7 separate regions of the Mus musculus genome follow, and regions 2, 3, 4, 5, 6 and 7 are each linked to region 1. Evidence: chromatin loops called from intact Hi-C (ENCODE). Cell type or tissue: heart. All regions are shown on one strand. Each heading gives the region's core, and the rest is flanking DNA. Links, peaks and the distances in the headings are about the cores only. Region 1 overlaps Jmjd1c (jumonji domain containing 1C). Region 2 holds the start of 1110002J07Rik (RIKEN cDNA 1110002J07 gene). Region 3 holds the start of Jmjd1c (jumonji domain containing 1C). Region 4 overlaps Reep3 (receptor accessory protein 3). Region 5 has its middle 2.4 kb from the start of Gm31763. Region 6 has its middle 11 kb from the start of 1110002J07Rik. Region 7 overlaps Jmjd1c (jumonji domain containing 1C).

Region 1 (4,526 bases), core at 271-4,270:
CTGGAATGTACAGACAGTAGAACTCATGCATAACTAATTCATGACTCTAAAGACATTCTATGAGGAACTTCCTCAGCCTAAGGGGAAGCAAGCCCAGTAGAATATGGCCCTAATCACAAAAGACTTGAATCTTTGAAACCCCAAGTGAAAGACACTAACTTAAAACTGAACATTTAGTTGAAACAAATCACCTTTTTCCATTTTGTTAGGGGATTCAGAGTTCTGTTAAGGTCATCTGTTAGTGTTAACCAAACTTTAAAAATAGCCTAAAGCCAAAATAGACCGGCTGAGAGCCTATATTTCTAGAAGGGCCTACCACGCTATAGGAAGAATGCTCCAACAACTGTATCCTGTTTGGGGCTCCACGCTGCGCCACATTCCATTCACATGAGGAAGAGGCCAACAGATGAGCCCTCCCCGAAAAATATTTTTAAATAAATCATCTACAGTTCTCAAATACAACTCAGCTGCTCAGACAAAACACGTTAAAGCTCACCGTTTAGTACTTAACAGGAAATTCACGGGGCTTATGTCTACAGCCAGAGTTTCTAACAATCTCCTGTTAACATTTAACAATTCCTTTTTCAGATTAAAAAAAAAAAAGATTAAGCTCATTAAGTACAAAACTATAAGTCTAGATCTCAACAAAGGAAAATAATAAAACTAAACTATCTAGGCCACATTTTCTAAGTCAAGGTTTAGCCTACAAAATAGAAAAAAAGACTGGAGCTACTTTGAAAGAACAAAGTCCAAATTCCCACCCAAGCAGGTCTATTGAAAACATAATACTGTTAGAAAACAAGTTGGGGGTGGGGAAGGGAATATATCAGCACCCCCTCCAAAAAAAAAAAAAAACCCCACAAAACAAATGCTCCAAGTCCCCTTAAAACACTGCTGTCTAATTTGAAACACATCTGCCAAAACACTCAAAACAATTCAGCTCCAGTTTTAAATTAAATTTTTAGTGTTATAAATGATCGTCAACACAGAAAACCTCTTTCTAAACAGTTTTAAAAATACTAAAACTAAGAACACTGAGCCTAGAACTATAAAAGACAGTGACCTCAATTCCTAAGGCTAAGAAGCAAAACCAAATGGAATAAAGACAAAAGAAAAAGGAAGCAGAAAAATACGAACCGTACTTAGTTCTTGAGAATTTTAAAGTATCTTTAAATCTCAGCAATCCAAGCCAAGGCTTTAAAGGTCAGTAAATATAGCTGGCATTTCATTTTGTTCGTGAGCAGTATTTTTTTAATCGAGCATAAATACTTCTTTAGTCTTCAAAAACAATCACAGGCAAATGGCTTTCAAACCAAGCATTTCTGAGCTCACTTGCAGCGCCGTCATTGTATAGGAAGAAAAGCCAAGACCACAGAACGAAGCAGAGGCTGTAACCTAACAAGCCTGTGAGCAGCAAATGACGATTTTCTGTCTGCCCGGCTCAGCCCTGGCAGTGCTGCGGATTACAACTTGCTCTTTGTCATCAGCACTGTGGTGTTAACGACGAAGAAATCCTGCAGCTGAAGCACTACCGCATCCTCCGATCTGGGTCAGGATAATTTCTCCCGAGGTCGCTTACATAACCAGCAAGATACTCCAAATAAAGAGAACAGCCATCCATTAGCTAGAGGAAGCTTTCCCACTGTACTGTCTGCATGGAAACACACGGCAGTTGCTTCCAACAGCGCAGACACCCAAATGAGAACGAGTACTTGGCTTAGGGCGCTCGAGAGAAGGGAAGAGGCGGTGCTCTGTAAACTGTAACTAATCCCCCGTCACAGGTGCTGATGGAGTCACTTCCAGCACGAGTCACATTACTGGTGATTACTCATTTGGCTGCGGCCATAGAGACTGGCTCATAATTTTAACAACAGACAAAGACAGACTAGTGGCGAGACGAAGAGCTCAAATTTACCGTCGCCTTCAAAAAGCAAATACAAAGTTTTTGCTTTCCAGAATTAACAAAGAAAGAAAGAAAAAAACTAAAAAACTTGTAAATATCAAGTTAGCAAAAATAAAGAGTATCATTATACTACTTTTAAAATAGTGGTTTGGGATTTTAAAAATTATTTTGCTATGTAACACTGTACAGTCTGAACAGATTATACTTAGAAATACACACATACACATATATTCGTGCAATAACAATGAAAAAAGAGACTGAATTTGAAATAGAGCAAGAAGGTTTAGAAGATGAATAACATACAAGAGGGTTTGAAGGAAGGGAATGGAAAGGAGAAATGCTGGAATTATAAAAATCAAAAATAAAAGAAAAACTTATTTTGTCCTAAAATGATCTTTTTAAAAAAAAAAAAAACCCCAGAGAAAAATAAGTTTTACTATTTGTGAAGCTGAGTGTCAATGGTTCACTTCTGGTTCATCCCCTTACTTGGGAAGTACAAGGACAGGAGTTCTAGGTCATTGTCAGCTACCTAGGGAGTATAAGGAAAGCCTAGCCTAAAAACCTGTCTCTCCAAAAAACACGGTCCCCCCACCCCCAAGGAAAAAGACAGAAAAAACTGAGCACTGGATGTGGTGATGCAGGCCTGAGATACCAACACAGTGGGGGATGCTATGAGTTCCAGGCCAGCTTGGGCTAGCACAACCCTGTCACAAGGAAACATGAAAAGATGTAGTCAAGTAAAATAAGCTGACATAAACAACAAGCATCTCAGAAGCACCCTACAGAGAAGAGAAGAGAAGAGAAGAGAAGAGAAGAGAAGAGAAGAGAAGAGAAGAGAAGAGAAGAGAATTCTGCTGCTCAGTATTGAGTGGAGTGGGTGACTACGCATGAGGGGCCATGGGGCATCTGAAATGCAGTTCACCGGAAGTGAGGTTTGTGTTGTCTGAACAAAACAAAAGAACTGCATGCTAAGATGTAAGATAAATCCACACTGATTATAATCAATGATACCTTGGTTACATTGGCTAACATTATCATTCCCTGTGTGTTGCTTTTTAATTTTTAATAAAAGTGTGAAAAGGCTTAAAATTATATGCATTTCTTTCTGAACCAAGGCACTGTTTTCTCACTTTATGAACAGAGGTTTCTCAAGAACCCAAGGACCAGAGATACATAATATGATTTGTGGCTCCTTGCTAAACACTAGGCCACATTCACTCATTTTTGAGTATAATCAAATGTTAAATCTTTACTACATAAAATAAAATGTTAGCTTCTGACAGAAAGGCTTCAGTGTTAATATTTACCTAAAATGTTTTCAGTCCCATGAAGAAACATACTATGAACACATGCAATAAAAATGAGAAAATAAGGGCGGGGCGGTGGTGGCCCACACCTTTAATGCCAGCACTAGGGAGGCAGAGGCAGGTGGATTTCTGAGTTCGAGGCCAGCCTGGTCTACAAAGTGAGTTCCAGGACAGCCAGGGCTACACACAGAAATCCTGTCTTGAAAAAACAAAATACAAAACAAACAAACAAAAAACAAAGAGAGAGAGAGAGAGAGAGAGAGAGAGAGAGAGAGAAAATAACATTTTACTGGATGTTAACTGTGAGGGTGAGACTGGGACTGACATAAAGTTATGGCCAACCTGGGCAAGACTGAAAACTTATCCCTAAAACCAAAAATGGACACAGAATAAAGATGGTACAATAGGCATTGATTATTCTAAGTATTGGAGTAAATATGGTTTTGTTTCACAGAGCATAGGTAGTACTAAAATAAAATACTTTATTTTACAGGTGATGGATGGTACTAAAATGTTACTTTAGCATAAAGTATTATATTAATGCTGTCAAGTAAAGATTAGATCACAATATACAATCCTAATAACTCATTCGTATGACATAGAAAACACATGGATAGGGAAAGCAGGCCACATATGTTACAAAGGACTACCACTGAATGAATATATATATTCATGAATATATATATATATATGGCAATCTCTTTCTAAATCCTGAACAACACAGAGACAAAATGTTCATATAGCTAAGTACATTTTATTCTACATTTCTAAAATTTAAACTACATAATAATTCAAGTCTATTATTTCACAGGGCTAATCTTGTAGTAATACAGTACATACTCAAGTTTAATTATATATACAACAGACTTTGAAATGCTGCAAGTGCTATCAGACCCCAACAGAAGCAGCAGCACTGAGAACCACAGAGTCTGCCCAACTGCCAGTCAGCCATTCCTGTGCCCCGAGATAAAATCAAAATAACTAACACCATTACTGAGGAACCAACTATCATCTTAAACATATTTTAGACTATATCTAGGTGGAAGAAGAAAAGTCAAAAGGCATCTCTAGAGAACTTAGCTAGACTACTCTTGATGCACAACAAAGATTCAGAGATACATGCAAAAGGCTGGCAACAAGAAATGTTGAACTGGGATTTAAAGTATTTGAAAATGCATTAATACGTTTGTTCTTGTAATCAATACTGACCAGTTTCTAACACACAGCAAACAGTGAGGTGATGACACAGGAAGCTGCTTGCTTAACCAAGGCTCCTAGGTTCTTATTCTTTAAAATTCATAAGGGAGAGAAACTCC
Region 2 (4,526 bases), core at 337-4,336, 260 kb after region 1:
ACATAGCCACCGTTTCCCCTTCGCTGCCAGCTTCCTGGAAGTCTTTCTTGTCCTTACAGCTTCAGCACTACTGGGTCACCCTCCACAGGGACTCTAGGTCACTGACCCCACTGTGGCATCCTGCCCTGTTTCCTATATCAGGAAAGATGCTTAAGACCCAGGCTTATTGAACGCCTGTAGACCTTTGCCTGATGATAAGGGATTCGAAAGGCAGCTTTGGGGAGCTGGAGAGATGGCTCCGTGGTTAAGAAGAACTCTTGCCAAAGACCAAAGTTCATTTCCTAGCACCCATGTCTGGAGGCTCACAACTGCCTGGCACTCTTCTGGTCTCTGCTGGCACCTTCGTGTATGTACTCTAACCTGTGTGTGCTCATGAGACACACACACACACAAATCCTTTAAAGACGGACTTGTTACAGTCTGTCAGATTTCTGGAGGCTTATACTCAAGCAGGAGAGGGACTCATACAACTGGGGCAAAAGCCAGATCTTTCAGATCATCTCACTGAGGGTCAATGGGAACGTTTACCCGGAGAAATCACTCACTGCATGGCGAGATAATCTCGGGTGTGTGGAAGAGATGGCAGGATCTTTTTTCAAAACAGATTTTCCTCTTCTTTGACCTTTTCTCGGGATGATTGTACTGTTGTTAACTTTATTACTGGAGCTTAATGTCCAAGAAAGCAGGAAACACTTCTGGAAACAGCTGTGAATGTGGCCATTCATTGATTTTTTTTTTGTCCCCATCATTAGGGCCTTCGGAGAGGGATTTCAGTTTTCAGGGCTAGGGCGCCTGTGTTCTCCTTAGAAGTACTAATGACAGGCACTTAAATTAGACCACACAGAGTTAAGGGAAATGATTCAATCCTCCATTTTCATCAGACCAGCGACTGGAGCCATCTACCTTGACCTCTCCAAGGGGTTCCAGAACAACTGTGTAATTCCCAGAAAGATAAGAGGAGGCAGGTCACTCGGTGGTTCTGAAGTCTCCCCTGTAATCCCAGGGCACACCTCAAGGCAGGAGGATGCCAAAGTACGCGGGGCAAGTTGGGTGTGAGCGGAGACGGGGGCCTTAATGGAGGGCCTGGCACTGTGACAGTGTGCAGGCCCAGTCTGGCCTGTGCGGCAGCTGCACAAGTTTTCCGGGACCGCAGCCAGCTGGTGGCTCATGGCAATGGTTTCTGGGTCCTGGCTCTGTCCCAAAACAGGCTGGAGCTCCTTAGTGTGATCCGGCCATGGCTTTGTTCTGACTCCAAGATGAAGTTTGGCTCCTGAACCAGAAAGGGGAAGGCAGGTCCATGCCCCCTTAACCCACGCTCTCCTTCCAACCAATCTGATACAGGGGACCGAGGGCGGGAGCAGAGTTAAAAGTCTAATGCTATGCAGGGTGGTTCCGCCCCCTTTGGGTCTCCTCAGCGCACCTCGACGCTAACCTTTGAACACTGAGCGCCAGCTGAGACTGAGGTCACTAAGTGCTTCAGTCTAAGGCAGAAGTCTAGAAGGTCCAGGAACACTTGGAGGTGACCCCAAACTGAGTTGCAACAATGCACGCCTTGGTTTTGCAAGACATATGATCTCCCAAATCAGGGTCTCTGAAACAGGCTACCCGGAAATCCACAGAGCTCTCAAAACAAGGTGACTCCTAATCTCCATCTCACGTTCGGTGACCATTTCCAACGGTGATGTTCCTTGACACGAAGGCTTCACTTTAAGGCATCTTTAGGACGTTTTGGTATCTGTATTGATTAGATTAGGCCATCTAAGGCAAGGCAGAAGGAGCTTGTAGACAAAGCTCCTAGACGAGACTCCAGCCTCCCGCGGCAGCTTGCTGTCCCAGCCCCTCCCATCTGGGGCTCTGAAATCGGCTTGTAAAATATAGGCTTTATTTGTAGGCTTCTCCCTCTAGTTTCAGGCTAATTCTCCTAGATTGAGAGTAACACAATAAAAGCAAGAAATTTTGTTTTGCTTGTTTGTTTGGAGTGCTTTCCTCCCCCCCCCCCCAACTCTTTTTTTGGAAACTGCAACCTCGGATCCCCACAGAGGCTGGGGGGGGGGGGGGGAGGAGTTAAGAACATCAATCAGTTTCGCAGCTGGAGGCTGAGGCTTTCCTCAGGGAAGACTTTTTACATAAAACAGATTGTACTTTGTCCTTGCCAGGGCAGACAAAGGTTTAAATTAAATATGCAGCAAGCTCCAGTTGGCTGCCTGCCACCACCCCGAGGTAGGGGGAAGGGAGACCGTGTCCCCCGCTCGCCTGACTCACTCAGTGTTTTTTTTTTTTTTTTTTTTTTCCCCTTCCCATTTCTGTTACTTCAGTGGAAGGCGCCTGCAGTCTTGGGTTGGGTTTTTCTGTAAATGCACTCTGTGAGAGATACGCAGCCTTCTGGGACCTTGGCTTCCTCTTCCATGCAAAGAGGGAGGTGACCTTTGAAGGTCTCTTCCGTATTTAACCTTTTCCGTTTTCTCTGATCTCGGTGGCAGGGATTTTCAGCAAATGCCCTAACCCTCTCTGTAGGGGGCTCACGTTCACCATTTCCAGGGTGAGTTCATCTCTGTGTAACTCGTCCTTACCTGGAGTGACTGGGTGTGTGATCTATTCTCACCATTCCTGGGGTGATCTCATCGATGTGTGATGCATCTTCACCATTCCTGGAGTAACCTCATCCATGTGAGATACATCCTTATCATTTCTGGGGTAACCTCATCTATATGTGATCTACCCTCCATTCCTGGGGTGACCTCATCTGTGTGGCACACAATGTGATTATAAAAAGACAAAGAGGTATAAGAACATGTTCTATGGGGGTGTGGTGAGGGGGGGGTGCCTCAGTGGGCCCATGCCAATGCATCCTTTCTCCCTGAAGGACCAGCCACATTCTATACTATTATATTGTATAGAATAGAATTTATTCAGGGCATGGGGAGAGGAGTTAAGTGGATAGTAGAGGCAGAGAAAGGCAGAGAGAGAGAGAGAGAGAGAGCAGAGAAGTAGAGGCCGGCCATGACCACAGGGAGAGAGGGAGAAGGGAAGGGGGAAGGGAAGAGCCCAAGAGGGCACGAGAGAAGCAAGCCGGGAAGGAGTAAGAGAGGGAGGAGGGGGCAAGCAGCCCCTTTTGTAGTGGGCCAGGCCTACCTGGCTGTTGCCAGGTAATTGTAAGATGGAATTTAGACAGAGTGCTAACCGTACACATCTTCACCATTCTGGGGATGATTTATGGATGGAAAAAAAGAGAAAGAAATGGGAGGAGCTCAGGATGTTCTTAGGTATGGTGGAGGAGAAGGTTTGTGACAGACATAAGAGAGAATACAGAATATGGACAAAAAGAGGCATCTGGGAGAGTGCAGAGTGAACATTGCCAGACTGAGCTGGACTATGTGGAGAGAGAGAGGCAGGGAAAGCAAGAAAGGAGACACTAACAAAGAGGGGTAGCCTGGGCTAAGAGATAATGTAACCGAAATGGCTGAATTGTATAGGAGCCAGAGAGGCTGGGGGAAGGGAAAACCCAGTCCAGCCTCGTGGCTGGAGAAGTTTAGGGTATGGGGTGGAGTATGCCAGCCAGGAGGACCCTGGAATGGGTAGAGACTCAGGGATGGTGGGAAAACTTGGTGGCCAGGGTCAGCTTTGATATGGTAATAGTAACCTCTGTTAGCTGTTTGTCTTGGGTTTGAGACCTAACAGTTTGATTTATATGTGATCCATCCTCACCATTCCAGGCATGACTTCCTCACCTCATCTATGTGTGATCCATCCTTGACATTCCTGGGGTGACTGGGTGTGTGAAGGTCTAACTCCACCTCCACCCCACCCCCACTCCAGACCTCTTGGACCAGCCAGCCATATTATCAGGGGACGTAATTAATGACATTTGACCTTGCATCCCAGTTGGAAAGCATTCATGCCTTACCTTCATCCTTCATCAAACAGCTCAAGCCAGTTGCTACTAGAGTTGAGGGTCCCTAGGGTGGAGTAGACATCGTTCTCTTTTTATGCTTTTAAATATTGGTAAGTGCCCTGAACTAGTCTTAGGTCAACTTGACACAAGCTAGAGTCATCTGAAAGGAGGGAATTTCTATTGAGGAAATGCCTCCATGAGATCCAGCTATAGGGGATTTCCTTAGTTAGTGATCAGTGGGGGAGGGCCCAGCCCACTGTGTTCTAACCCTGGGCTGATGGTCCTGAGTTCTATAAGAAAGCAAGGTGAGCAAGCCATGATGAGCAAGCCAGCAAGCAGCACCCCTCCATGGCCTCTGCATCAGCTCCTGCCTCTGGGTTCCTGCCCTGTTTGAGTTCCTGTCCTGACTTTCTTCGATGATGAACAGTGATGTGGAAGGTAAGACAAATAAATCCTTTCTTCCTAACTTGTTTTTTGGTCTTGGTGTTTCATTGCAAAAATAGAAACCCTAACTATAGGGCTGGAGAGATGGCTCAGCAGTTAAGAACACAGGCCACTTTCCCAAAGGTCCTGAGGTCAATTCTCAGCAATCACAGTCATCTGTAATGGGACCTGACGCCCTCTTCAGTCAGGC
Region 3 (4,526 bases), core at 173-4,172, 59 kb after region 1:
TCCAACAGACCTTTCAAAAACAGTTTCAGAACTTGACTGTCTCCAATACTATCTAATCTAATTTCCTAATTCTCACGTATATAGGAACACAGTACATAATTCTGTTCCGTGTTTGCTTTAGTGTCTAAGCCATTACCCAGGCATCCTCCACGTAAAATCTTCAATTTTCATATCAAAGCGGAAAGAGAAATGAGTTCCGGCATCTTTACACAAACACAAAGCAACGGCTTTGTGAAGCTATCACAAGTAAGCATTAAGATGAGTAAAGTTTAAGGGTTCTTTTTTTCCTTTAGCACAAAGAACTGCCATGCGGAGTTTTGTCAATTGTCTCTATTTTTAATTCCTCTTATAAGTATTCACAACTAAGCCTATTTTACACGGTTAAACTAATAATACAGTGCGTGGGGAACTATGGAATTGATAGCAGGTAGGAATGGTTTGCAAGAACACACTCGAAACTTCCAACAACCATATCAAAATGGTGACTATTTTTGCATTTTATGGTGGATTTGATCTAAATGCAAAGGGGGAATATCTTAATATTCCCTACCCCCACTCTACTTACTCAACTCTATCTCCAGTCTACTCACTCAATCCCATTCCCTTATGAGAATGCGCTTGTGACCAAAAGAATGTATCCTGGCACGAAATCATAAATACACATTTATTCTCCTGAAAGGTAACACTGACAGTGTCCTATGTAACTGATAAATGTAGGGGAGGCTACTTAGAAGTACTAAATGCCGTTCAAACCCCTAATTTACACTATCTCTAGCCTTCGTGAAGCCATATAAGACTCAGGAGCCGGAGTTCCCTAAAGCACTGTCCGTTTCTAACAAACAAAATACAAAATGATGGAGAAAGGGAGAAATAATTTCGACTAGCCCTCGTACCAAAAACATTTCTATCGTTTCCGGCTGGAAAGCCAAACGCAGGATGGTTTTGCCCGGCAGAGTCGGGCCATAGCAGCCAGCGCTCCCCTTGCCGGGCCCGCCCGCCCCACCTGCCGCCCGCCCGCCCCGCGCAGAGGGGCGTGCCACATGCTGCCCGCCAGCTCTCACCGCCAGGTCCGGGTGGCCGCGGTCGCGGTGGGACACGGCTCGGATGACCCCCGCCCGCCAGCCGCGCCCGCAGCCGCTCTGCCCGCGCTCCGGACGCGCGTCCTCGCCGGCCGCCACGCACAGGAACCGCTTCCCCACCAGCTCGGGCCGCGTCTCCACCGCCATGGCCGCCACTGCGCCGGGGACGAGCGCAGCCCGCTCCTACCGGCCGCCCATGCCGAGGAGCCGACCGCAGGCGAGGCGGCCCGCGAGCGAGAGCGCCCCTGCACGCTCGACGACCCGGAGCCGCGCCGCCCACGACCTCACGCGCGGCCCACAGGCAAACTGACAGGAATGAGCGCGCGGCCGCTCAGGCGGCCGGTACCCCTCCGCCCCTCCGGCCGCGCCGCGTGTCCTTCCGCGGGCGGGGGAGTGGGGGTCGGCGTCGGCGGGCGCGCCAAGTAGTGCCGCCCACGGACTGCGCTGCGGCCTCGAGAGGTGGCCGCCGAGGGACAGCAGCCAGGCTGCTTCTGCCGCTCCGTCTGCGCCCCCTCGGAGGGGCGAGTGCGGGGACGGGGCTCGGCTCCCACGCGCGGTCGCAGAGCCAACTCCCGGAGGTCCGCATGTCAGGAGCGACGGCCGTGCGAACACATAGCGCCGTCGTCAAGGAGCCCGGATCCCCGCGCGGCCCCGGGCGAGCCGCGCCGCCCACCCCACCGCGCCCCCTCGGCGGCCCGCGGCTCTAAACCAGCATTCCTCCCGGCGGCAATTCTAATTCCGTGTTGGAGCAGTTCGGAGATTTACACCTCGTGCCGCCTTCTTACAGGAACGCTAGACACTCCACCGCGAGCTGTTACCGACATCCTTAAATTTCACAAACTGTCTCAGAGCCAACCCGAGTACTCCGCGTACTAGAACATAGGTAATAAAACGGAAAGCTCCAGAGTCAGTTACTGGAAAAGACCACGGAAAGAAAAGAATCTTAGCCAATCACACTTGAAGAAAATAAATGATGGTTTTACTTCCCGTCCAATCACAACAGGACTTTATAACCCAGACAAAGACAGCTAGGAATTCCTCTTCTGATCGCTCCTCAGTTCTCACAGGCAAGTCTCTCTTTCAAGATAGCAGTGAGAAGTTTGACGACCGCTATGCTTGTATTTTAAAGATCTGTGAAAACGGGAATCAAAATTCAATCTGCCGTTTTCCAGGGATTATCATCTTCAAAAATTCATCTAATCCTATAAAAATCTTTTCCTCCCCCCCATGCTTTCTGAAAACCCTTACAATAGCACTGAGTGCTTACAATAAATACAAAAGACATATCTGTAGACCATTTAAACTAAACTGTTAAAGCTACAGACAGACAGTGGCGGTGGGAGAGTTGGAAACTCTCAAAGTCAGTTGAATAGATCAGCTCAGGGCTGAAGAGATGGCTCTGCGGTTAAGACTGCTCTCCCAGAGGTCCTGAGTTCAATTCCCAGCAACCACATGGTGGCTCACAACCATCTATAATGGGCATCTGATGCTAGGAAAACTGCACAAATCTGCATGCTGTCGGCTCTGGATTCCTTCATTCCCACCTAAGGTTAGTAAGCCCAATAAAACAAGCCACTGAAAGAGTGCAGCACATATAAAGATGTTTAAACGGAGTCTCATATTCAAATACCAACCATCAGTGATCTCCCTGCTTTATAACTTGCAGCACAAAGTAATCATTAAAGGAAATTGGGGCTGGGGACAGACGGTGCTGCTGGGTGGCAAAGCACTTGCCTACTTGGTGGGAAGGTCTGGGTTGGGGTCCCAGTGTGGGTGAAGTCTTTTTGTTGTTGTTTCTCTTTTATTTTTTAAAGAAGACTGCTTAATCCCCAACTGTCAATGACACCATACTACTACAAGGAAAACAGTCCATTAAAAAGCATGTAAAGACAACGAAAGCAACACTCTGGAGAGAAACAGCTTTCCCAGGCCACAGATCCCCACAGCAGCATTTCTTACTAGCTAATCATGGGGCTTATCTGAGCGCACGCTCTTGCTTTTCTCAAGTGTATGCCACCACAGGCAGCTTTAATACATTTAATGTACTTGAGAATTACAGCTCAAATTTTCTCCTACAACCCCAATACTACAGCCGACATTTAGGTTTTATGCTAGTCTACCTTGAGAAACTTGATTTTTTTTTTTTCCCCAAAAGAATAGACCTTAAAAGTTTTTGTATTGTTTTGTTTTTCAATTTCTTTGCTGGCGTTTTGTTTTGTTTTAAGGAGTAGGTATATTGTTTAATTTTACTAGCAAATCCTAACTATAAATAATATGGAATTAAAAGTGTTAACATGAGATTTCAAACCTTGGATTCAGTCGTCATGGGTCACACGCCCACCTAGCAGAGGAGCCTGCAGGCTTGTCTGTGAGGGTTAACCTAGATTAGAGGTGTTAGGCCATCTTTTCTGTAGGCAGAGGAGCCCACCGACTAGGGAGGGAGGGAGGAACACTCATTTCCTGAGCCTGACTGTGGGTGCCTGATGTTCCTGGCATTCTTGCCATCATGCCCTCCCTACACCATGGACTGTGTAGCCATGACTGTGGGATGAAGGGAGGGAGGACTCTTTCACCATCACTCTGCTTCTGTCAAGGTATTTTGTCACAGTAACAGGAAAAGCAACTAAATACCCTTAAAATACTCTTGTTTTTCATTTACGATTTTCCTTATTTTATAAAGACCCCTTGAGTTCCAGGCCAGCATGGTCTACAGAGCAAGCTCTGCTCCCAGCATCTATGAGCCTATTATGAAATGGATTAATAGATGGATACAGTGCAATCAATGTCTTTTCTCCTTTAGTCTTTTTCTTCTTTGGAGACAAGTTCTCTTCCCTATGTAGGCCAGGCTGGCCTGAACTTGGGATCCTCCTGCTTCAGCCTCCTAAATACAGGCTTTGAGGTGATACACCACCATACACATACCTTTTCTTACTCCAACCGAAGAGAACTCAGAATTTCTAAATCAAGAGTTGTGATTCAGAGTTCCTGTTCTGCCTACGTGCTCTTGCTGCCTTCATGTCACGCTGCATTATCCCATTTCACCAGACCTAACAGTGCTAAAAATACCTTTAAGCATGGGCTGCAGCAGAAATGCCTGGCTGTTCCATTAGAATATGAAAAGAACGGATATAAGGATTTATAATTCCCAAGCAAAGCCTTGATTTCTTTAGCAAACTACCAATCTGATACAAACTCCAAAGCCAGTCTCTGGGAGCCTATACAAACACCTGCCTACTGTCAGCCTTCCAAGGAGAGCAGCCTCATCTCTGCAGGAGCCAACATAAGAGTCTGATTTCTGTCTTCTTGGGGGTGGGGGTAATACAAAAGGAAGAAAGGAAGGAATAACCCACAAGCAATCTCGACTGAGCTTCTAATTGTGCATTCTCTACTGATGGTCACTACTTTCTATTTCTAGTGTGGCTGGCTGCACAGGAACCCAGGACTTAC
Region 4 (4,526 bases), core at 255-4,254, 130 kb after region 1:
ATTATTCATTTCTATGGACATGAAATACCGCTCGCTCTACTGTGTAATTCTTTACTTGGAATCCTCTTTCCAATAGCAAAAATGTATGAATAACCCCTCATCTATAAAGTGCCATGAGACTATGAGCCATGGGGTATACTACTGGCCAGACCTTAATAAATGGAAGCTCCTTTATAGTGTGTACTCAGCGGGATCTTTCTCTGATTCTAGCTAACTGTACGGTTGAAGAACTGGGTGGTCTATCTTTCAGCTATGGGCTCGTCTCACCTAAAGCATTCCAGGGCCCGTTGTAGAAGCCCAGGCCTGCAGTCCTAGCACTCTGGAAGATGAGGCAGGAGAATCACTGAAGACTTGAGGTTAGCCTGGACTACAGAATGAAGAGACTCTATGTGTCTCAAATAGAAAATAGATAGGTAGACAGACAGATAGATAGATGCCCTGTCCCAGGTAGATTGACAAGGAGACGAGCAAGCAGATAGGTAGGTGGGTAGATAGACACAGACTCAGTATCGCAGATGGATGGATGGATAAGTAAGTAGGTAGATAGGGAGATAGATAGTATGTAGATAGATACATAGATACATATATACATAGATGGGTAGATACATACATGCATACATACATACATACTAGACAGGCAGATAGATACATAGATACATACATACAGATATATACAAACATAATAGATACATACATACAGATACATACACACATACATAATAGATACATATATAATAGATAGATAGATAGATAGATAGATAGATAGATAGATAGATAGATAGATAAAGACAAATAGGTAAGCAGATAGGAGGGTAGGTAGATAGGTAGACCAAAGAGCAAGCTAAATGGACAGCAATAAGAATATAAAAGTATTAGGGAAGCATAAATAAATTACCTATACGTATAAATGAATACTAAAAAAATGTATATTTAGAGGTTGATCTAATTATAAAACAATGATTACTCCACTTTCACTATGCATCAGGTTTTTTGTGTTATCCTTTTCTCTTCTTTTCCTTTCCTTTCTTTTAGAAACATGGTTTCAAGTAGCCTATACTGGCCTCTAACTCACTAAGTAGCGAGCTGAGGCTGGCCTTAAACACCTGATCCTCCTGTCTCTCTATTCCAAGTTCTAAGATCAAAGGCATGTGTCCCCACACTCAGCTCCACTTGAAAATGTAACTTCATCTGCTTTATTCCCTTAATAACACACTCAGATATTTATTATTGGGTTATTTGAACATGTAAGACAATTAGAGATAACATGCTTCTGAAATTTTAATTCTCCCTCATGTGCTAAAAATAACTTAGCCTGCATAAGAGAATCCATTAAATTCAAAACTCCTGTTTTGAAAATACAGTGAGTGATAAAAGTGAACAGGTACTGAACTGGGAGGCCAAACCTACTCCATCTTGGGACCGGCCTCTATCATAAAGGAAAAAAAAAAAAAAAAAACTGAGATTTTTGACCTGCAATAGAACCCAAGCTACACCCACATACCACAGCTCAGCTAGTCCACTGTCTGAGTTCCTCCCTAGCTACTTCCAACAACAGTTAATCAAAGATTAATCTGATTGTTTCAGATGCACTTTCAGACTGTTTGTGATTGTCTTACCTCAGAGCACCCCCCTGTCGACTTACAGTAGACATTCAGTTAGGTACTTGCCAGGATAGACACCCCCCTCCCTTACTTCCATTTCCTATAAAACCTTGTCCTGCTGAGGGTTGAGGCTGCTCCACTTTCCCTTCCCATCCTGCTGTGTCGGGGTTGGGTTGGAAGAGAGCCCAAGCTTGTAATAAAGAGACCCTAATGTTCTTACATGGAAAACGGCTGCTTAGTGGTCTTTTGGGGTTCACGAATGCTTCCTGGCACAACAAAACCAGGAAGGAATAGAATACATCATTGAAGACCTCCGTCACTCACTCGTCTAACAGCAAGACTCTGAGAAACCAAGCTTGAGGTGCAGTGTGTGCATCCCCTGGAATGAGGGATGAGTGCTTAATTACTCCCCACAAATTTCAGAGCACTTCTGCATATCACCATGTCGAGCTGCTGCTCGTCCCAGCCACCACACTACTCTAGATGGAAAGCCACAAAATATTTAATCCCAGACATCCCTAGAGTTCAGAAATGTAGAATGGGTCCACTTGGCTGTGTTCCCTCCCAAGGCTCTGGTTCCCGTGGAAGATCTGTCGTTCAGAGCTGGAAGCTGCCCACATTCCTTGGCTTGAGGCTCAGTCCCTGTGTCTTTGCAGCCAAGAGCTCGGGGCTGAGATCTTTGGATGCCGCCAGCACTGGGCTTTTAGCCTTCTGCCTCCTCCTTCCTCTTGTATGGTCCTTCATGAACGACTGGGCCCACCCCACACCCCCCAAGGTTGTCTGATCCTTGGCCTTAATTCCATCTGCCGCCTTATTTTCTCTTTCTCATATAGCCTAATATACTTAAATTTTGTAGGAATTAAAACAGGGATCTATTCCCAGGAAAGGAGGCAGCATTCTACCAACCCCAATAATATCCAGCCAGACTCGTGTTTGCTGTCCATTCACCCTGGAGGACCTTGTAGGACAGCATGAGTCCACACCAGAACTCCTGGGTTTCTAATCACTCTGCTCTACCGTGCTGCCGTTGTTGTTGTTGTTGTTGTTGTTGTTGTTGTTGTTGTTGAGACAGGGAGCTCTGTGTAGCTCTGGCTGCCCTAGAACTTTCTGTGTGCACCTGACTGGCCTTGAACTCATAGAGCTCCGCCTGCCTCTGTGTCCCAGGTACTGGGATGAAAGGGAGTGCACACCATGCCCAGCCCCAACAGTGCTCCTGTTTTTAAAAGCAAAGGTGATGGAACAGGAGAGAAGTCACATGAGATGGCACACGACCTAGATTCTGTCAGTAGCTCACATCCCTGATTCCATTCCAGGCGATTCAGTAACTACTGCTGAACTCCAAGAGCACCAGGCAGGCATACAGTACACATCAGACAAAACATTCGTACACATAAAATAATGGAAATAAATATCTAAATTTTTTTTAACATAGGTGACATTCTAACTCCACATAAAAATTGGGGCAGCTTTCATTACCGGCCAGTGACCATTCTTGGGATTAATTTACACTTTGGGGGCCACAGTGATTTGGCTATTTTTTAGCAAGGCATTGAGGCAGGACCTCTAAGCTCTCAGATCAACTGTGAACTGAGAGGTTAAAAATTTTTGATAGGGGCTGGAGAGATGGCTCACCCATTAAAGGCTAGGCTCACAACCAAAAATTTCCATAGGGCTGGCCCTGGCTTAATCCCAATGCTCAGGAGGCAGAGGCAGGCAGATCTCTGAGTTGGAGGCCAGCCAGGTCTACAGAGACAGTTCTAGGACAGCCAGGGCTACACAGAGCAACCCTGAGTCAAAAAAAAAAAAAAAAAAAATTAGAAAGTATTTGAAAGTCCTGTAAAAAATTGGAAGAGAAAAAAAAATCTTAATAGCCCTTATTTTCTCTGAGAGCAGGACATTAATACAGTGTTCTTGTGTTCACCTAAATTTCACCAAATAGAGCCATCCTGTTTAAACTGGTCCTGCCATGTTTGGCAGATCTGTAGACTCACTTTATTTTTTTTCCTGTGGAAGTTTCTTAGCAGTAGTAAACCTCTTTGCATGTCTGTGTTCTGATCTCAATATCTCTTTATGCTGCCCGGTACTGTATCCCTTAATGTCTGTCTCCTACCATAGGAAGGGTTTGGCTACTTTAATTGTACTATTCGATACCTAGAACATAGTTGGTATAAAGTAATTAGTCAGAACTTTGAATAAATGAACTTGTAAGACAGAAAAGCTGGCTTCTCGGTGCTTGCAGAATGCTACATTCTGTGCATTGCAAGAGCCTGTATGTGTTCCTGGAGGACCGATCTGTTTCCTCAGCTTGAATTCTGCCGGGTTAGGGCACGTACAAGCCCATTCTCAACGCTTATCCCCAAACCCAGCGTCTTTGTGATAGTTAGTCCTGACCTAAATTCTGCTGATATCTACTTCAAAAGCACGTTCTGAAAGCAAACATTTTGGACTCATTTACTTCTTCCCACCCTAACTACTACCACTCCCCCAAAGCCTGCAAACGGCAGGTTGCACCTGATAAAACAGATGCCGTGTGCAAATCAAAACAAACGGGAGAGCTCTGTGTGTTTTGGCAGCGTTCCTTTCTTCCTTTGCCTATTTTTAAAGCTGAGCTTTCCTGGGATATAATTTCCTGTATGGTGTGGCTGATATGGCCTACTTAGATGCTCACAGCCTTGCAGTAATTGAAATGCAAGCTTACTGGAGATTTAATAGGGTTTTTGCAAAGTTTTCCAGGCTCATACATCTTAAAGATTCCAAAATATGAGAGTGTTTACTTCCAAGTCGTGTGTAATTGCTGTAGCTTTTCTAGGAAACCGGTTTTCTTATTCTAAGAATACTGGAGAGTGCAGCAAGGAAAGACGGGCTAAACAGTACTTGAAAGTTAAAATCAGACATTTGGGCCTGAGATTTACTGTGAACAAGGAA
Region 5 (4,526 bases), core at 177-4,176, 180 kb after region 1:
TTATAAACCCTTTTATGTGCTCCGTTCCCGACACCAAAAATTCCTGGTGTTCCTCCATACTGGGTTTCAACTAATAAAATACACACGCAAACGGTGCGACACCGTTTCACACAGGGGATTAATTTTACTCAGTCTTTAAATTGAAACTACAGTTGGGACGTACCGCAGACGACAGTTTCCATATGCTCTGTTCTAGGAAAGTAGAGCTGTGTTATTTATAGTTTACAACATGCTGTATAAAATTAAAGCTAGCAAAGAGGCTCCCAGGCAGGGAGATTTAGACAAAGACAGGAAGGCAATGTGCCCCATTTTGCAATCTTCTGAGAACCGGCACAAAAGTTTAATACTTACCCTTAAGCAATGCACAGAGGTATTGTGTTTACTTTAGAAAAACGTGTAAGGATGCTCAAAAGAGTAAGAAGGGGGAAATGTTAACGGAGGTGGGGGGGGACTGTTTCAGAAAAGCGAGGCTGAATAATTGTCGGTAAGGGTTGATCTTTCACAAGTGCGGAGTAAAGTCACATGACAGCAGGTTGATCTTTGACCCAACTGTCTCCAAGCACGTCTGACAGCAGCGAGGAATAATTGCTTCCTCATTTAGATTAGACAATGTGCTCTCTGCAAGCCCGCACTCCTCTAAATAGATTGGAGGGAGTAATTGAAGAAAGTTATACTGGGAAGCAGAGTGACCGATTCCTCCTGGTGTGAGCGCAGAGAGCCTCGGTAACCCCTTCAGCCCGGCCTTCATCCTGTTCCTATTTAGGGAACCCGCAGGGCAGCGGTGCTGAGTGCCTGCAGGCTAGCTGCCTTTATTGTTTAGACTTGGGGGGAAGGTCACATGCCCTCTTTGACAGAGAGGTTTATAGACTCTCTCTAATTAGCTGCACCCTCCACCCGACAGACAGTTGGCCACCTTCCAAGAGCGGGGATTTGGTAGCGGCCACTGCTGAAGGAGAAAACAAGGTTATTTACCCCTACGACTGTAGCTCCTGGCTCACCCTTTACACTCAGACACGTTTGCCTTTGTTCCAACTTGCGTTCAGAATTCTGAGTTAGGGCGTGGAGGGAAGTGTGGCTATCTCTTTAGTGCTACACAACACATATGTTGGCTTTAGACCCCTCTCACTGTTCCAAGGCGTCATACAAAAAGAAGGGTAACAGAGCCGTGCTTGTGCATGTCCACCCACCAGCTCTAAAAAGGAAGTTAAATTCGCAATATCTATAAAATAACGACAGTTGTACGTTGGGGGCAGTTGGAAGTCCCAACAGTAAAACGTGATTGGGTTTAGCTATTACTGGAGTGCCCAGAATATATTTGGTTTGTCCTGTTCTGTCGATTCTGCAGGGTGGTAGATTAAGCCTAAAGAAATGCTCAGGGGCTGATTCAAACCAGATGCTCCAGGACGCAGCCCGGCGTTAGGCAAGGCTGCCCCCTCGGCGGTCCGCCAGCGCAACCGAACCCGCTTGCTTGGTCTCCACCAGATACCTCGGCCATAAAAAGCTTTCAAGTCCCCATTGTTATTCCAAGCACATTCCAGGGGGATTGAATCACAGCCCTCAACAGGACTTTCTCCCGGCTTGAACTGCCAGTTTAGGGTGGATCAGATCCCCAACTTCAAATGTGGAATCTACTTCGGGTCAAAGATTCTTTAGGGAAAACCCCCAGAGAAAAACCCTGCTCCCCTCTACCCACCCATATGGGACTGTCTGGGGCCCAGCTGGAGTCCCAGTGCAAGATCCAGGGGTCGTCAGATGAAAATACTGGATTTATCTTATAGGAATAAGTTTCCTGTGCAGGTTTGAGACGCGCCAAGGGGTTGGACTGGAAATTTCTACGTTAGACGGAACGTGCGAGAAAGCCAGTAGGTCCATGCTGGGAGCTGGACTTGAGATTCCCCTGGTTTTAAAGTCAGTTCACAAGGAAAAGTCTCAGCCCCTCCCACGTGTCCACCCAGACTCGTGGGGCCGCCAGTCTAGGACCGGGAGCGCGCACAGCTGGCGGCCGGCAAGCCACAACTGGAGTGCTAACCTCCACACCCAGATGTTCCAGGACGGGGGCGGGGCTCCCGCAGAGGCAGTCCCTCCCTTTCGCAGCCCGGCTCCAGATGCCAGAGGCGATGGGCATTCCACCTCAGGGAGCGAGCTGGATCTGTCGGGGTAACTGGAGCTTTCCTGGGGACGTTAGGATAATGGCGTCCTGCCAGTAGGCTGCAATCGTGATAAACCCACTGCGTGGGAGTTAACAATCCTGGATCCCCAGGAGGTAATGGCAGAAGGAGGGAACCCTGGAGAAGAAACTAGGGGGAAAGCACGCTGTTGGTGGGTTGTGACTAGAGCGGAGTCTCCCCTCTACTTTGCCCTCTGTTCCTGTTTCGAATGCAGACCTTTCTAGTCCGGGTTGTCCACTGCTCCTTCTGGTCCCTCTTCCATCACCCAAAGTGGGAGGAGCTACAAGTACCCTCTCCTTTTTCTCCAAAACTTGAACGTGTCTGGAGAAGTGTGCCCTGCGAAGGAGGCCTTTCCCCTGTAATGTGAGCAGTTTTGGCGACCTGCTCAGCAAACTGCATTTGCCAAGGATTCAAGGCTGGCTGTTCCAGAGAGCCTGCGTCTGTTGGATGGTCCGATAAGAACTTATCATTTCCATTCAACTTGTTTAAGCTGCCCTTCATAAAGTTGTCCTCGGATTATTTTAAGGTTTTCATAACATCCCTGGTCATAACAACCAGAAGATCAGAGCCCCGAGGGATAGGAGTGGATATCATAATGGCAAAAAACGAAATCACAACCATGATGATAAAGGGTGGTCCTTTTTTCTTCAGACAGACGATGGCAGTCTTAAGGCCAGGCCTTCCCTCAACCCCCACCCCTTCAGGGAAACTCAAATAAATAGGCCCTGTCACCTCACCTGTTCACTGATACTAAACACTGATACTCAACTAATACTAAAACAATCCTTAGTGTGCCCTCTCCCAAGCCACCCTGGCTTCTCTGAGACTAAGAAACCATATGGAATTGGTGAGGAGCTGGCTATGTGACTTAGTTGGTAGAACGCTTAGCTAGCTAGCATCCATGAAGCCCTAAGGTCTGTGCGTCGAACTATATAATCCCAACTTGGTGGCACAAGCCTGTAACCTCAGCACATCCTAGACAGAGGCAGGAGGATCAGTTCAAATCATTCCTGGCTACATAGATAATTCCTGGCCATTACAGTGGGTCGAGGATGGGAATAAGGAAACACATTTGATGGTACTTAAATTTCATTAAAAACAACAACAACAACAACAATAATTTAGTATCTTTTATGTGTGTGTGTGTAGTTAGGGCCCCAGCTGTACCTTGGGTTCCGGGAATGTGGGAAGCCACATGTGCCGTCGCAAGGTGGCGCTGGCTACTGCTGGCCACCATGCGTAAGTTTGGGCAAACAACCAATGTGTACATATGCAGTAAAGTTTTTTGCCAAGACACTGCCTTGCCCGGGCATGATAATGAGGTTCTGTAAGTATAGCCAATCAGATGTGAGACATGCAAATGAGGTATGTTAATGAGGTTCTGTGAGGTACTGAGAGAGTAACCAATCAGATGAGGAACATGCAAATGAGGTATAGTGCATAACCAATCCGGGTGTGAGACACGCCTCTCCTAGGTCTATATAAGCAACACCAGTTCTGGGCTCAGGGTCTCTTCTCCTCTGCAATCAAGCTCTCCCAATAAACGTGTGCAGAAGGATCCTGTTGCAGCGTCGTTCTTGCTGGCGAGCCAGGACGTGTGCAAGACAGGAACTCAGGCTATTGGGCTTTTGTTTAGCCAGCCCTAACTTTACCCTCTTGGTGACTTTATAGCTTGAAGGTTTTTCCTTTGTTTTTTGTTGTTATTGTTGTTGTTGTTTTCAAGACAGGGTTACTGTGGGTAGCTCTAGCTTTCCTAGAATTTGCTCTGAGGACCAGGGTGACCTCACACTCAGAGATCTGCCTCCCAAGTACTGGGATGAAAGGACTATGCCACCACCACCCAAATTATAACTTGAGGATTTTTAGATGTCGTTCCTATGTGACTAATGTTTTCATATCCTTCCAGACCATCTCATTTTTAGCACCAAGCACAATCTTTTTTTTTTTTTCAGCTATTTCCAATCTAGTGTGTATGCTTAACACTAAATTCTGTTTAGGCTAAAATATCCTAAACTGTGAAAAAGAGAAAAACAAAAGGTGCCAGATTTTCCAGGAGATCACCACCACTTGATGCCAAGTGAACAAAAGATGCTTCTTACGTTTTAGTTTTGAGAGCTTGTCTTGGCCAGAGTCTCTGTAACACAATATTGTTGTCTGGTAGTTGAATGCTGGCTCCACAAAAAAATATAAATAAATAAATAGCACCATTTTTCCTAAACCTATGTGCCAGGTCATCTCCAGAGCCTGGGGAGTGGGGCCAAATAATCTCAGGAACATTTTCTAGCTCTGTGTTGCTGTGACTTTGCATAGCAATAGCTCAGAAGCAAGAGGTTCCAGATTTAGCTCTGAGTCCATCAC
Region 6 (4,526 bases), core at 256-4,255, 280 kb after region 1:
CTTTAGTATTCCTGTCTCCGAACCCAGCGGTGGGAGACAAGGGGACATTCTCAGAGTCCCTTCTCAGGAGCACACTGGTCACTGACTGCAAGGTAACCATGAATGAACACTATCTTTCTCTGCTTTTTCTTTCAACCCCCCCCCCCTTGGCTTTCTCCAACAGCAAAATGATTTTGAGTTGTTTGGGGGCAGAGTAGGCTGGGAACTTTCTTGAGAAACGTATTATCTTTTTTTTTCATATATAGGTAAGACATTAGCTTTTTTTTTCTTTTAAAGATTTTGGTTTTATATTATTTATATGAACACATTCACATTATAGCTGTCTTCAGACACACCAGAAGAGGACATTGGATGCCGTGACAGATGGATGTGAACCACCGGGTGGTTGCAGGGAGTTGAACTCAGGACCTCTGGCAGAGCAGTCTCTCTAGCCCCTGAAAACTATTATCTTACTGCATAAGTCTAAGCTTCAAACATAGCCGCTCCTTCTCTGTGTCTGTCTCTGACTTGGCTGTAGCAAAGGTCAGGTTCCTTAGGAGGTTCAGTGACAATAACCAGAACACAGTGAATGGATGGCAGTGTGTGCGAATGGTTCAAGGTTTCAGCTGTGCTAATATGGCTGCGTGCTTGTCTCGGGGGAGTTTCCTCAGTCGATAAATAAGAGTGATTTTGCCATGATAGGGGTGAAGGTTCACTGACTTCAGATCCTGAAGGCTGTGTTCTAGTTTATTCTCTGCGAGGGTGTCCTCTCTGTCAACAGTAAGGACCAATTCCTGTTGACCCCGTTTGCCTCTTTATCTGTGGACCTTGGTTCTCTTGGCTGTGGTCCACGCTTCTGTCCTTACTACGTGTTAACATAGTGCAGGGTACCTCAGAGACAAGGACCTTAAAGAAAAAATACTCAATATCGGAAACTTCTGTCGAAACGTTACTACCACTACTCCGTGTATACGAATTCATTTAAAAAACTCATTTATTTCTGATGGTGCTAATGAGATACAGTTCAAGCTAGAAATAGGATTTAAACCTACCCAACCTAGTTCCAAGGCCTGTATGCTTAATTATTAAGCTAGATGACCTCTTATAGTCGGGACTAGTCGGGAGGAAAGAAAGGAGACATGACCTGTAGTTGTAGGTGACCTTTTGTCCTTTGATCAATCTTTAAAAATTGAAATGAATGTGCCTCAAATTAAAGATTATGAATCGGCGGGATGAATGCTTATAAAATGTGATCAATATATTTCTAATTATTAAATTATTATCATTATTACTATATGTGTGAATGTGTATGAGAGAGAGAGAAACATATTTATGGTTTATTTTGTGTGTATGCATGTGTGTGTGTGAGAGAGACAGAGACAGAGACAGAGACAGAGAGAGAGAGAGTGAGTTTTATGTTTATGGTGTATGTGCCAAGGCACGAAAGTGGTCAGAGGACAGCTTTGCTAAGTCGGTTCTCTACTTACACATTTACGTAGGTTCCAGAGATCAAACTCAGGTTGCTAAGCTGTGCAGCAGATGCTCACTGGACCATCTCACACTGGCCCTAGGCTATCAATATTTAAGATAAATAACGAATACATTAGAACTCACCTTTTTTTTTTCCCCCAAAATGACCTTTGGTCCCCAAATCAATCTGTGAAATGTAATTTTAATTCTCGAACAGAAATAGTAATTTAAAATTTAATGTCAACTAAGCAACTAAGACTTTCTTTGGCTTTTATTCAGTGACGCTTCTTGAAAGTACTTCAGCAGGCTAAGTGAATGATCGCACAATACAACTTTATTGCCATCTAGTGGCAATGTGGAGCATTGCAGAAGCGCCTGCAGAAATGCTGAGTTTTGCGCCCCCCCCCCCTCCTCCCCAATTCTTGGCAGCCACCTTCTTTGTCTCTATCAACATTAACCGGTTCTCTCGGGTGGCACCTCTTGACTCCCTTACCAGCCGCTTTGGCTGTACATTATGTTACTAATTTGATTTAGAACAGATTATTTCTTTAGATTTCTCATTTTGAAGGCACCATTTATCTTGAGAGTCCTCTCGGGGAACTTGCAAGACTCCTCATCTAAGAGACAAGTCTCTCAATGTGCAAATGGATGAAAGGTCTGTTGTCTGAGTTCCAGATGATCAATGTGGGAAGACACCCCGTGACATATGATTAAATTATTATGAGATTCTTTAGAGTCAGAGGAAAAAGAAGAATAATATATCAAATATGTCTTAGGTGTTGCTCTGGGGTCACACTGTCTCAGCATGTAGCAGCATGAACAGAAAACGTTTATTGTCTCACACAGTCTATGACTCCAGAGTTTCTAGATTCAAAGCCAGGCTGGGTCACCTGTCCAAAACAGACCCATTAAGAGAGTCAAGCAACATTGAAAAGCTGAGATTTAGTCACTGTGGCCACGTGGGGAAGAGGAACAAGCCAAGAGAAGGCCCACTTGACCTCCAAGCCTGTCTTTGTCCTGATGTGAACTTTAGGTTTAAGTAGAGAAAGCCTTGAGGTATAGGGCTCTCTGGAGTTGGCCTGACGCGTTGTCAGAAGTGTGTGAAATCTCTTCTTGCAGCAGCAAATTCCTCTTCTGGATGTCATAGCAGATTTTAGGTTTTCTCTCCCTCCAACATGGGATTCCTAGGAGTCTCCTGTCTTAATAATTGTCTGATACCAGCCCCTGCTTCCGGGCCAGGTCTCACTCTGTATCTCTGGCTGGTCTAGAACTCTATACATGGCCTAGACTGGCCTTGAAACTCATGCAGATCAACCTGTCTCTCCCTCATGAGTGCCGGAATAAAATGTGTGGGCCAGCACACTCCCGCAAGTGTCTCCCTTTTAAAGAACCATCTATCAGACCAGTTACATGGGGCCCAGGAACCTGGCATGGCTGGGTGTTCTGTCTCAGAGTTCTTCATTCAAGTGTAACATGGGGCTGCATTGTCTCAGAACTCTACAGGGTAGGAGGATGTGTTGCTAGGCTCACATAGAAGGCAGGTTTGGGGGTCTTGTTTGCTGCTGTCTAGATTCTCTGTCTCTCAGCATGTCAGCCCCTTCCTTGGACCCTCCAGAGCAACAGAGATCTGGGCCACTGTGATAAGGAACAACCCCAGGCTTGTCACAGACGGCTCGGTTTTAAGGCTGGTTACTACACCGCTGTCAAGCTTTATCAAACAGTAGCAGTTTGCACTGTTTGACAGCTTCAAGACAGAGGAACTGAAGGGACATGCCTTTCTCTTCAAGGCTTTGTTCAGCCTTGCCATGGCGACTGTCCTTACTCAGTCTTGAGGGTGATCTCTCTGGTTGCTCACATTTACCTGTAATATCACCTGCAGTGTCAGCTGCTTCCAGAACAGATTAATCAGGAGAGGTGCGGGGGGGGGGGGGCGGGGAGGATTGGATCAGTCTGGATAGATAGGAAGCCCTGTTCTGCTTTGTCTGTCTATCTATCTATCTATCTATCTATCTATCTATCTATCATCTATCTATCTATCTATCAATCACCTATCTACTTATGATCTATCACATCTATCATATCTATCTATGTATCACCTATCTATGATCTATCTATCTATCATCATCTATCACCTATCTGTCTATCTACCTATTTATCTATCTATCCACCCATCTGTCTATCATTTATCTGTCTGTTTACCTATTTATCCATCCATCCATCCACATCCATCCTTCCATCCATCCATCCACATCCATCCTTCCACCCATCCATCCACCCATCCACTCATCCATCATCTATTTATCCTATTTATTGCATGGGTATGTGTGATTGTGTCTGTGTCATAGCATGTGGAGGTTGGGTCTCTCCTGCTGCCTTATGGGATCCAGAATCAAATTCAGGTTATCAGGGTTCGACTTAACACCTCTACTCTCTAAGTCTTGTTCCCACTCCCAACCCTTAAGTCTTAAAGTAACCTCACATATAGTTCAAGTCTCCCTCCGCGCCCTCTTCTCCCCTCCCCGTGATATAGAATCTCACCTGAGGGCCAGAAAAATGGATCTGAAGAATAGTATACAGAGGACTTGAAAACAATAAGCTTAAAATTGTTTTAATCTCTAACCAGAGCCAAAGAGCACGGCATTAGGAGGATGTCACTCATTATCTGGTTGTTGTCCACTCCTCTGTTTTGATGTCAAGTCTTATGTATCGCAAGCTCGTCTTGGACTCACTATGAAGCTAAGGAAGACCTTGAACTTCTGATCCTCCTGCCTGTACCTCTCTAGTGCTGGCATTCGAGGTGTGCACCACCATGCCTGGTTCTGTAATGCTTGGGATTGAAGCCAGGATGTGGTGTGCGCTAGGCAAGCACTCTTATCAACGGAGCTACATTCTCAGTGCACTTTCTACACATTCATTTCAAGAGGCTTACTTCTTTGCCGATTTGATAGATGTGTGCCTGAGTGCATGTGTGTGTTTTATGTGAGTGCATGCATAGGTTTTATTAAAGGCCACACATAGGCCTCAGATCCTCTGGAACTGGAGTTACAGGTGCTTGCGATCCACCAGATGTGCCCGGT
Region 7 (4,526 bases), core at 241-4,240, 50 kb after region 1:
ACTTGGGCCCTATGCATACTATCAGCAATAGTGCTCCAATGTTTCTCTGAATACCCTTTACTTTAATATCTACAGCATGTAGTGTAACTGTATTATTATAAAGTAAATAATCTTTAATTTGGGGGTGCTTTCCCTCCTGCCACCAAATACATCCGATCTTTTTCAATATAGCTTCTTTAACTCTTACTATTTAAATCCAACATGGAGTACCCAGTATTAGGTGTAACTCCACTGGGTAAAAGCTCAGTCCTCATAGCATATACTATTAATATATGTGTGTATAAAGACTAAAATTATGCAAATGTTTTGTGAAAATTATGGTATAATATTTGAAAAGGGTAGAATGAAATCCTCATGCATAGGAAGATTTTTATAAAGTTGACACTCCAATTCAAAACAAGGGCGGGGCTCACTCCTACAGCACTGCCTACACTTTAGCTACCACAGGGAAGTAGAGGGTTACTCACACTTCTCTGCAGCCAATTAACTAGGTATAAAAATCAGAAATTCCACAACCACCCCACTTCTCTGGTTTAGTTATTGAACAATTTACAAACTACTTACTCAGGAAGACTACTTACTCTTATTACTTTATCATACAAAGAACAAGGAGGGTTCTCACGCCCAGCATCATCATACCCATCCTTCCAATACTCTGGGTTTTTCAACATGGGAGCTTTCCAGAACCTATCTGTCATCTAGGGGTTTGTAATGGCTGCTTTCTCACATGGCTATTGAGGATGAACTATCTCTAGCCCCTCTCCTATCATTTGAGAACTAGGGAGCAAGGATGGAAGTTCAATGTCTAATCAAGGTGTGGTTCTTCCAGTGATCGATCCTTATCCTGAAACTACCAAGGGTGTTCTCACAGAACAAGACTCAACTAGAACTATTTTAGCTTAAGAAATCCCTGTAGTATTAAGTGCTCTGCATCAGAAACCACAAAAAACAAATTCATATTTACAGTGCCACAACTGTGTATACATTAGCTGACTACATTAACATCTCTTTTCCAGGTACCACTGATGAGTTTATTTCTTAAACGTTGGATGAGTCCACCATTTAATTAACACTTAATATTTATATATTTAAACACATTTATTAAAACTCAATATATAAAATTGGGTTTTCTAGTTTCATTCATAAATATTACAAAATTCTCTTTCACTGAGTTAATAGTTTTTGTTGTTGTTGTTAATGTCTCTTAAAGACTAAAGATAAATATCAGAAAACTCTAGGGCATTTCTATATTTTAAATCAATAAACACCTACTATGTGATAAATAATGCCCCAGGCATGGAGACTATAGCAAGTATCAAAGCCAACTCACTTTATAAGGTAGCTCAATTCTAGTGACTGAAAACAAGTAGAATACTTACTATGACAGAGGAAAGAAGCAGAAAGTAAACATAGGAAGAAAAAAATGGTGGATTTTAGATAAGGTTTCCAGAGTCAGCCACAATGGTAAATCTGCTGTTATTTCAACAGACTTAAAAGTGAGGAACTCTTGCAGAAAGGAAAGACCATCTGACACAGACACGCACGTCTTAGGATCATAAAGCAAGACCACAACAAGCATATTCAGAGAATAGCATATAAGGACCACTACATAAGGAAAAGTGACAGAAGATAACCTCAAAATGGAGTATGGTGGCAATGCCTTTGAGGCTACTAAAGCATCTACACTAAGCAGCTTAGAAGCCTTGAGAGTGACCACAGAAAGGACAGAAGCGACTGTCTGCTACAGATACTGCATACTTTTATGAGTATGGAAGACTAGACAGGTAGTTAGGTACTCACTTAACAAAAACTAGTTCTAGTCCAGGCTACTACAACTAGTTAGAAAGATAAAGGATAATCTAGGTAAAATACAATGGTGATTTAAACTAGTATAGGAAAGGAGGGTAAGATATGGTGGGGTTCTGGATAAATTCTGAGTCAAAAAGGTTAAGGAACCTGGACAAAAATGATGTAATCATCTATTCGATGCACAGGATAAATTAATAGTCCAGCAGGTATCAATCTGTGGGCCATGACCCTTTTGGTGGTCAAAGGACTTTGGGGTCACCTAAGGCCATCAGAACACACAGGTATTTACAGAACAATTCACTCACAACAGTAGCAAAATTACAGTTCCAGAGTAGCAACAGAAATAAGTATCACCACAACGTGAAGGACGGATCACAATATTAAGAACCATTGAAAAAAGACAAGTTCCAGGCAGATACATTTAAAATTAATAACTTTTTTTTTTAAAGAAAAGCAGAAAGATGGGGATATGAATCATTGGTAGAATGCTTGCTTACCCTATATTAAACCCAAATTCAAATCACAGTATTAGAAAATAAAGAAAGAAAAAAACATTATTCTAAATGTACCTTTTCATACTGTTTTTGGTATTTATACAACAGCGGGCAAGTATGTGGGTATGAGGCACAGAAAAAAAAAGGTATTTTTATTTTATTTAATATTTTAAATGTTTATGTATATATGTTTGTCTGAATGTGAGTTTGTATGCTGGGGTGAGGTGCTCACAGAAACCAGAAGAGGGCACCAAGATTCCCTGGAACGGAATAGCAACCAATTGTATGCTACCTGACATTGGTACTGGGAACCTAACTTGGGTTCTCTTTAAAAAAAACAAAAAACAAAAAACAGTAAAACAGTACAGAGATTGCACTTAAGCACTAAGCCATCTCTCCAGCCCTTGTTCCAAAGCCACTCTCAGTCTGTTACTGGCATGCTCTCTGTGCACATAAAACAGCCCTAAGAGACAACAATGAATACAAGACACAGAAGTTGTTAATGAATGATTCCAATCATATATATCAGGTTCTTCTAAGTTCTACTGAACTGTCCTCAACTTTGTATTTCAAAGGACTTAGTAGTTATCCTAAAAGCAAGTATATGATTATGTGCTTAAGAATCAATGGAAAGATAAAATACAAATAATTTTGTTTTTTTAGAGTGGTTCTGGCTAGAGAGATAGCTCAGAGGTTAAGAGCACTGACAGTTCTTCCAGAGGTCCTGAGTTCAATTCCCAGCAACCACATGGTGGCTCACAACCATCTATAATGGAATTTGATGCCCTCTTCTGGCTTGTCTGAAGAGAGCAATGGTATACTCATATACATAAAATTAATAAATCTTTAAAAAAAATCTTTAGAAGATTTTAGTTTGTAGCTCTGGCTATCCTGGAACTCACTCTGTAGACCAGACTCACCTTGAACTCAGAGATCCACCTGCTTCTGTTTCCAAAATGCTAGATTTAAAAGCATGCTGCCATCATGTCTTTATTCATATATGTGGCATATAGCATATTCAAAGTACTCATTGTGGAATAAACTGTTTTATCTTAGAAGAATTCAATTTAGCATTACAATGATTAGCTTTGTTAAAAGCTAAAACATTTTAGAATACAACGGAAATGCTAAAGACCTGTTACGTATTTATTTTCAATATGAATTTTAACAGGCTAAATTATGATATGGTACAATTAAGCACAAACAGGAGGAGAAGAGGGAGGAGAGGAAGAAGAGGAGGAGGAGGAAGAAAAGAAGGGGAGGAGGAGGAAGTGTTTGCCACCTAAAATGTCTCTCAAATCCCTCAGGGAGCACTGTGCTGTCTGGATACTAAGGCTCTATTTATAGACAGGAAGGAAGGGAGGGAGGGAGGGAGGGAGGGAGGGAGGGAGGGAGGGAGGGAGGGAGGGAGAGAGGAGAGGGAAGTTCGACACTAAAAAGTTTCGGAGCCATCTATATAAAATGACAGTACATAACTATATCCATACATTGTGCTTCCTTCTCTGCTACCCTCTGAATCTGAAGAGGCTTTAACAAATGGAACAGATGTTTCAGTCTAAGTATCCTCTCTCTCTCACAAAATGGAATTAAGTTACATAGACCTCCTCCTAGATTACAAAAATTCTAACATGTATTCTAGTAGTTCACTATTTCCACTACAATGATAACATTCTCTGACATGTGAAACGAACTCCTCTACATCAGATATACATTTCTTTTTTTTTTTTAGATATACATTTCTATACAAGATATCAACATAGCAAATAAAAGGACTTTGAGAACGCCACTTAATTCATACTAACAACACCACCAACTTTTTGAAGGAAGGAAATCATTAAGGAGGTGAGATAAAAACTAAATAAGCTATTAAGACAGTAAATGTATTTTTCATTCATTCTCTTCTCTGTACACAGCTATCATCACTTTAGTATCATTTCCAATACAAGTGCTGTAATGAGCACCTGCATGTTCTGAAGGCTTGAAACAGTTAAAATAGCAATAGGGATAATCCACACACATCAAAGCCCAATAGAAGTCAATGCTTTTTAGGAGGGATAATGAAAACTTATACATGACTAAAGTCATACACATTTTGCATTTAGGCTACCACCATTATATTGATGACTGCTTACTGCTTAAAATATGCCATTTTAGAATTAAAATTTTTAATTTCAGACTCAACATGAAGAAATATGCCTTGGCGTCAAAAGCACTACATACAAT

The links. Hi-C counts contacts between places; a loop is a spot of excess contacts. Peaks named below come from ENCODE experiments on the same cell type or tissue, not always from the same donor. Only the 100,000 strongest peaks of a DNase experiment are listed, where the experiment ranks them.
Region 2: a loop joins it to region 1, with 2.4 times the contacts of the local background. A loop is called at or near these places in 5 of 42 quality-filtered maps.
Region 3: a loop joins it to region 1, with 2.8 times the contacts of the local background. A loop is called at or near these places in 16 of 42 quality-filtered maps.
Region 4: it touches region 1 in a loop (2.1-fold over the local background); 3 of 42 quality-filtered maps call a loop at or near these places.
Region 5: it touches region 1 in a loop (2.2-fold over the local background); 5 of 42 quality-filtered maps call a loop at or near these places.
Region 6: a loop joins it to region 1, with 4 times the contacts of the local background. A loop is called at or near these places in 6 of 42 quality-filtered maps.
Region 7: a loop joins it to region 1, with 2.1 times the contacts of the local background. A loop is called at or near these places in 15 of 42 quality-filtered maps.

The regions. Positions count from the first base shown.
Region 1 is chr10:67,182,923-67,187,448 of GRCm38, reverse strand. The region is part of intron 2 of Jmjd1c (jumonji domain containing 1C); the gene reads right to left. Among named protein-coding and RNA genes, the nearest start is that of Jmjd1c, 58 kb to the right of the region's middle. In heart, for the core only: a CTCF peak has its summit at 1,908; a DNase peak (open chromatin) is centred at 1,748; H3K4me3 peaks cover 1,969 bases; H3K27ac peaks cover 2,433 bases.
Region 2 is chr10:66,918,183-66,922,708 of GRCm38, reverse strand. It overlaps 1110002J07Rik (RIKEN cDNA 1110002J07 gene), which reads left to right and starts at 2,325. Exons shown (of 5, transcript NR_138561.1): 1 at 2,325-2,539; 2 at 4,320-4,330. In heart, for the core only: a CTCF peak has its summit at 2,498; DNase peaks (open chromatin) are centred at 1,168 and 2,198; H3K4me3 peaks cover 1,950 bases; H3K27ac peaks cover 2,774 bases.
Region 3 is chr10:67,123,958-67,128,483 of GRCm38, reverse strand. Jmjd1c (jumonji domain containing 1C) reads right to left here and starts at 1,396. Exons shown (of 26, transcript NM_207221.3): 1 at 1,062-1,396. The coding sequence starts at 1,226. In heart, for the core only: no CTCF peak of the experiment used is centred there; DNase peaks (open chromatin) are centred at 1,243 and 1,853; H3K4me3 peaks cover 2,176 bases; H3K27ac peaks cover 1,830 bases.
Region 4 is chr10:67,056,178-67,060,703 of GRCm38, reverse strand. The region is part of intron 2 of Reep3 (receptor accessory protein 3); the gene reads left to right. Among named protein-coding and RNA genes, the nearest start is that of Reep3, 39 kb to the left of the region's middle. In heart, for the core only: no CTCF peak of the experiment used is centred there; DNase peaks (open chromatin) are centred at 2,213, 2,803 and 4,143; H3K4me3 peaks cover 341 bases; H3K27ac peaks cover 880 bases.
Region 5 is chr10:67,000,365-67,004,890 of GRCm38, reverse strand. No RefSeq gene overlaps it. Among named protein-coding and RNA genes, the nearest start is that of Gm31763, 2.4 kb to the left of the region's middle. RefSeq lists an enhancer at 1-2,973. In heart, for the core only: no CTCF peak of the experiment used is centred there; DNase peaks (open chromatin) are centred at 770, 1,430 and 2,020; H3K4me3 peaks cover 2,550 bases; H3K27ac peaks cover 2,848 bases.
Region 6 is chr10:66,906,659-66,911,184 of GRCm38, reverse strand. No RefSeq gene overlaps it. Among named protein-coding and RNA genes, the nearest start is that of 1110002J07Rik, 11 kb to the left of the region's middle. In heart, for the core only: a CTCF peak has its summit at 1,787 (motif pointing left); a DNase peak (open chromatin) is centred at 794; H3K4me3 peaks cover 347 bases; H3K27ac peaks cover 820 bases.
Region 7 is chr10:67,132,530-67,137,055 of GRCm38, reverse strand. All of the region lies in intron 1 of Jmjd1c (jumonji domain containing 1C), which reads right to left. Among named protein-coding and RNA genes, the nearest start is that of Jmjd1c, 7.7 kb to the right of the region's middle. In heart, for the core only: a CTCF peak has its summit at 2,541 (motif pointing right); no DNase peak of the experiment used is centred there.